Linked DNA regions of Homo sapiens: region 1 is linked to region 2. Evidence: read pairs that join two places in POLR2A ChIA-PET (ENCODE). Cell type or tissue: PC-9. All regions are shown on one strand. Region 1 overlaps RCOR1 (REST corepressor 1). Region 2 has its middle 4.7 kb from the start of MARK3.

Region 1 (2,500 bases), 670 kb before region 2:
ATTTTGATATTTTCAGTTTACAGATATAGAGCAATAGTGTTTTAGATCTGGATTGGGAAGTTAGGAATCTATTTTAGTAGTTTCTCATCACTTAGACTGAAAGAACTATGGAGTTGGTATTCTGTTTGAATTACAAAGATGTTTTTATCTCAGCAGCCTGAAAACATACTAATTTTATATTAAATCAGTTTATTATTTATATTTGGTAAAATTAGTACAAAATTTTCAGTTAAATCAATTTATCGTTTGTATTCGGAAAATTAGTACAAAATAATCATTCAGTAACTTGTTCTTGTCTTCCAGCGAGGATGAACTGGAAGAGGCAAATGGAAACAATCCCATTGACATTGAGGTTGATCAAAACAAGGAAAGCAAAAAGGAGGTATTTTTTCCCCCTAGTATTGTTTAGGCGAATAAATTTTATTACTAGTTTCATAAATAAAACATTCATGTTGCTTGTTCTACTTAATATATTAAGTGCTATGTGGAAAGCAGCATGATATGACTATTTTTCAACAATACTGTCTTTGCTTTATAGATTGTATAATTTTGTTTGCTAATAGATATGAATAAAGGAAGGCTTAAAGGATAGAAAATAGCACTAATGAGTAATGATGTTCCCTAGAACAGCAGTCCTCACTGACTTTCTTCGTAAGCCATTAGCTCAGTAGGTTAACAAGTGGTCTAGTGAATTCCAGGCAGCCTTAGGGTCTCCATTCACGCTATAGATGCCCCAGCGTCTGCCCATCCTAGGCACCCATGCCGTGCCTGGGGTGACTGCAGGGAGCTGGCAGGGACTCGGCACAGCCCTCCTGTTACTCAGAAGCAGCAATTTGGTCACACCAGGGGGAGCCAGGACCATCCTCTCTCACATGGTGACTGTTTCATCTTATCATTTTAAAAAATCATTATACAAGAGATTGTAGTTTCTGGATTCAGGGGGCTCGTGAACCTCTACAATTGCATGTAACTTTTACATAGGTTCATAGAGGTATTTTTCCAAAGACACAGTCTATAGTTTCAAAAAAATTTCTCAGAGAGTTCTCTCTCTCTGCTCCAAATTATAAGAATAGTTATTATTTTAAGCCTATAAAAACAGAAGGGTCTAAATTTATCTAAACTTTAAAATGACATCAGTAATATATGTTTCTTATAGACAAGGTAGGAAATACAGCTAACTGAAAGAAGAAAATTAAAGTGATTTATAATATTATCCATAATCACTGTCAACCTTTTGGTGACTTTTTCCTGAGAACTCTTTCTGTAAAATGTATATGCCTGTATATTCATAATTCTGAATCTAGTCACTTTTTAAAAATAATATAATGGAAGCTTTGTAATTTTTAGAACCTTTTAAATTTACTCTACCTTGATTTTTTTTTTCTCTTTTTTCTTTTTTGAGACAGGGTCTCCTGTGTCACCCAGGTTGGAATGCAGTGGCACCATGACTCACTGCAGCCGCCAACTCCTGGGCTCAAGCAGTCCTTCCACTATGGCCTTGCAAAGTGCTGGGATAACAGGCATGAGCCACCTCCAGCCCTTGATTTTATTTTTTTTTATTTTGTTTTTGAGACAGTCTCTCACTCTGTTGCCCAGGCTGGAGTGCAGTAGTATGACCTTGGCTCACTGCAACCTCTGCCTCCCAGATTCAAGTGATTCTCCTGCCTCAGCCTACCGAGTAGCTGGGATTATAGGCACATGCCACCACGCCCTGCTAGGTTTTTTTTTTTGTATTTTTAGTAGAGATGGGGTTTCATCATGTTGGCCAGGCTGGACCTTGAATTTTTTTTTATGTCAAATATATTTGTATACGTAGCTATATATTATTCTGTCACATGAATGTTTCATAATTGAGTTACCTTATCCTATGTGGATTTCCCAGTTGTTTATTCCTCCTGTTTTTTGCTTTTATAAACAATGCTGGATTGATTCTCACATAACTCACTATCTGTGCTCATAGATTTTTTTCATTAGAACCGATTCCTGGAAGTTGTATTGTTGAGTCAACGTGTTCTAGATACATTGTTAAGGCTTTTTTTTTTTTTTTTGGTTGTATATCACCAAATTGGAAATTGGTCGTTTTTTTCTGCATAATTTATATGAATGCCCAAATAAGATCCTGAGGGTTAGCTAAATTAGATTGTTTGGGAAATCAAATTGTAGTTGTAGTTTTTATTAAGCTTTGTGTTGATGTATTGCTATTTACTAGGTTTTTCAGTGGCACATTTTAAATGAGAGAAAACACTTGATTTCATACATTTTTATAATTCTTATTTATATAATTTCTGATTCAGAAAGAAAATGGCTAAATCATTGTTTTTTTTTTTTTTTTTTTTTTTTGGAGATGGAGTCTTGCTCTGTTGCCCAGGCTGGAGTGCAGTGGTCCGATCTCAGCTCACTGCAGCCTCTGCCTCCCAGGTTCAAGCAGTTCTCTGCTTCAGCCTCCCAAGTAGCTGGGATTACAGGGGCCCGCAACCATGCCTGGCTAATTTTTGTATTT
Region 2 (2,500 bases):
GGGGGCTGGTCTGCAGAGTCTTCAGGGAAGAAGCCAGGACAAGGACAAGGACCCTGGATGAGGACAGGATGAGAGGATGGCTGCATAACAGCAGGGAGGCTTTGGGCAGGCAGGGGAGCCTTTCCAGGTGAGTGAATGGCAGGAACACAATCTTGGAAGTGAGAATTCCTGGGGTGCCTTCTGGGCCTTGAAGCAGGGCTCACAGAGGGCAACAGGACCCCGCTGGAGTGAAGAAGGGGACTGGAGGGTAAATTAAAAGAATAGCAGCTTGTCTGCCCTCATCCCCGGTGTGGGGGGAGCAGCCTGGCATGGAGTCCAAATGGACCTCATATTTCCCAAAGACTCAAAGCATCTGGGGCCTACCTGGAATGTCCCAGGAACACCTACTGCCCGGCCCCTCCTCTTTCCCCTCACCAAGCATGATGACTGCAATGTCTCATAATTATCACACTCTGCTTTTCTCCATCTCTGTGGCTTTACATATTCTCAGTGTTCAGCTCTTGGTCTGCAACATATCTGCGTACAAACACGCACACACACACACACACACACACACACACACACACACACACACACTGAGGAATGGCTCCCGGGTCCCAGTAGTTCCCACTCTCTGGTAGAGGAGTTGTGTTTGTGAGGGCTGTGATGGGGTGACAAGCCTGCAGCAGCCTTTCCATGTTCGTCCAAACTAGATGTGGTGCAGAGAGCACAGGCCTGTGGATCAGCAGATGTGACACTTAGCATGATGGTACTGGTTAGGATCAAGCTAGGCAGTAACACACAACCCAACTGTAGTGGGTGCAACAAGCAGGTGCTTATTTTTTTGCAGAAGAAATCAGGAGGATGGCAATCTCACTGCTAGTGCAGGTGCTTGAAGCTGCCATCGGGGACCCAGATACTTTCTGGTGATAGTGTATATGGGGGGCGTCTGCTGGAGCTTGGGAGATTTGGACCCCCATTCTGGCTCTGTTGCTAACTAGTTGTGCAGCTTCAGACAAAGCTTCTGAAGCTTTGACTTCATTTCTTTATTTGTTTTTAAAATTGCAGGCTGAGTATAGTGGCTCCTGCCTGTAATCCCAGCACTTTGGGAGGCTAAGGTGGGAGCATTGCATGAGGCCAGGAGTTCGAGACCAGCCTGGGCAAAATGGCAAACCCTCATCTGTACAAAAAAAAAAAAAAAATACAAAAAATTAGCTAGGCATGGTGGTACATGCCTGTGGACCCAGCTACTTTGGAAACTAAGGCAGGAGGATCACTTGAGCCCCGAAGTTTGAGGCTGCAGTGAGCTGTGATTGTGCCACGGCACTCCAGCCTGGGTGACAAAGTGAGGCCCTATCTCAAAAATGAATAAATAAAATTGTGGTAACAACATATAACATAAAACCATCTTAACCATCTTAACCATTTTTAAGTGTACAGTTTAGTGGCATTGAGTACATTCATACTGTTGTGCAATCTGTCCTCATGTCTCTTTTCTTTCCAAACGGAAACTCTCCCTATTAAGCAAGAACTCTCTATTTCCTCCTCCCCACTGGCACCACCATTCTGCTTTCTGTCTCAATACATTTGACTGCTCCAGGTAACTCATAGAAGAGGGATCATACAGAATTTGTCCTTTTGTGTTTGACTTATTTCACTCATCATAATGTCCTCAAGTTTCATCTGTGTTGTAGCTAATGTCAGAATTTCCCCTCTTTTTAAGGTTGAATAATATTCCATTGTATGGACATACCACATTTTGTTTAGCCATTCATCTATGGATGGACACTTGGTTTGCTTTCACATTTTAGCTATTGTGAATAATGCTGCCATGAACATGACTGTGCAGATATTTCCTTGAGACTGTGTTTTCAATTCTTTTGGGTATCTATCTGGATGTGGGATTATTAGATCCTATGGTAATTCTATTTCTAATTTTTTTCAAGAAGCATAATACTGCTTTCCATAGAAGCTGCACCATTTTACATCCCCACCAACAGTGCACAGTTTCCAATTTCTCCACGTTCTTGCCAAAATTTGTTATTTTCTGCTTTTTTGGTAGCAGCTATCCTAATGGCTTTGAGACTCAGTTTCTCGTCTGTCCCACAGGGACATAGTAGGGCTAGATTATCTCTAGCTTCTGATGTCTCATGGTGCCTTCCTTCTTGCCATGAAAGTAAGTATTGCTTATGCACATATACATCTTAGTAAATTTAGTTATATCTTTTCAGCTTGGGGCCCCAAGGTAGAAACTATTTTAATATGAAGACAGGAAACAAGAAATATGAAAAGGGATTGAAGAAGGCATTCCAAGGACAACTTCCAAACCCTCCTCTCTATTCCTTCCAGACCATAGATGCACATAATTCTGGGCCACAGAGAGTCCTTTGGACAGAACAATACTTTACTGTTTCTTCTCTTCCTCTCCTTTTCTTTTTTGCTTGTAATTCACACACCCAGGTGGCTAGGCGCAGTGGATCACACCTGTAATCCCAGCACCTTGGGAGGCAGAGATGGGAGG

What was found. ChIA-PET counts read pairs that join two places held together with the same protein. Peaks named below come from ENCODE experiments on the same cell type or tissue, not always from the same donor. Only the 100,000 strongest peaks of a DNase experiment are listed, where the experiment ranks them.
Region 1: POLR2A ChIA-PET joins it to region 2 with 10 read pairs; 1 of 35 experiments calls an interaction of 5 or more read pairs at or near these places.

Annotation. Positions count from the first base shown.
Region 1 is chr14:102,710,632-102,713,131 of GRCh38, forward strand. RCOR1 (REST corepressor 1) reads left to right here. Exons shown (of 12, transcript NM_015156.4): 7 at 304-382. Among named protein-coding and RNA genes, the nearest start is that of TRAF3, 66 kb to the right of the region's middle. In PC-9, no CTCF peak of the experiment used is centred here; a DNase peak (open chromatin) is centred at 1,450; H3K27ac peaks cover 1,802 bases.
Region 2 is chr14:103,379,453-103,381,952 of GRCh38, forward strand. No RefSeq gene overlaps it. Among named protein-coding and RNA genes, the nearest start is that of MARK3, 4.7 kb to the right of the region's middle. In PC-9, no CTCF peak of the experiment used is centred here; a DNase peak (open chromatin) is centred at 1,509.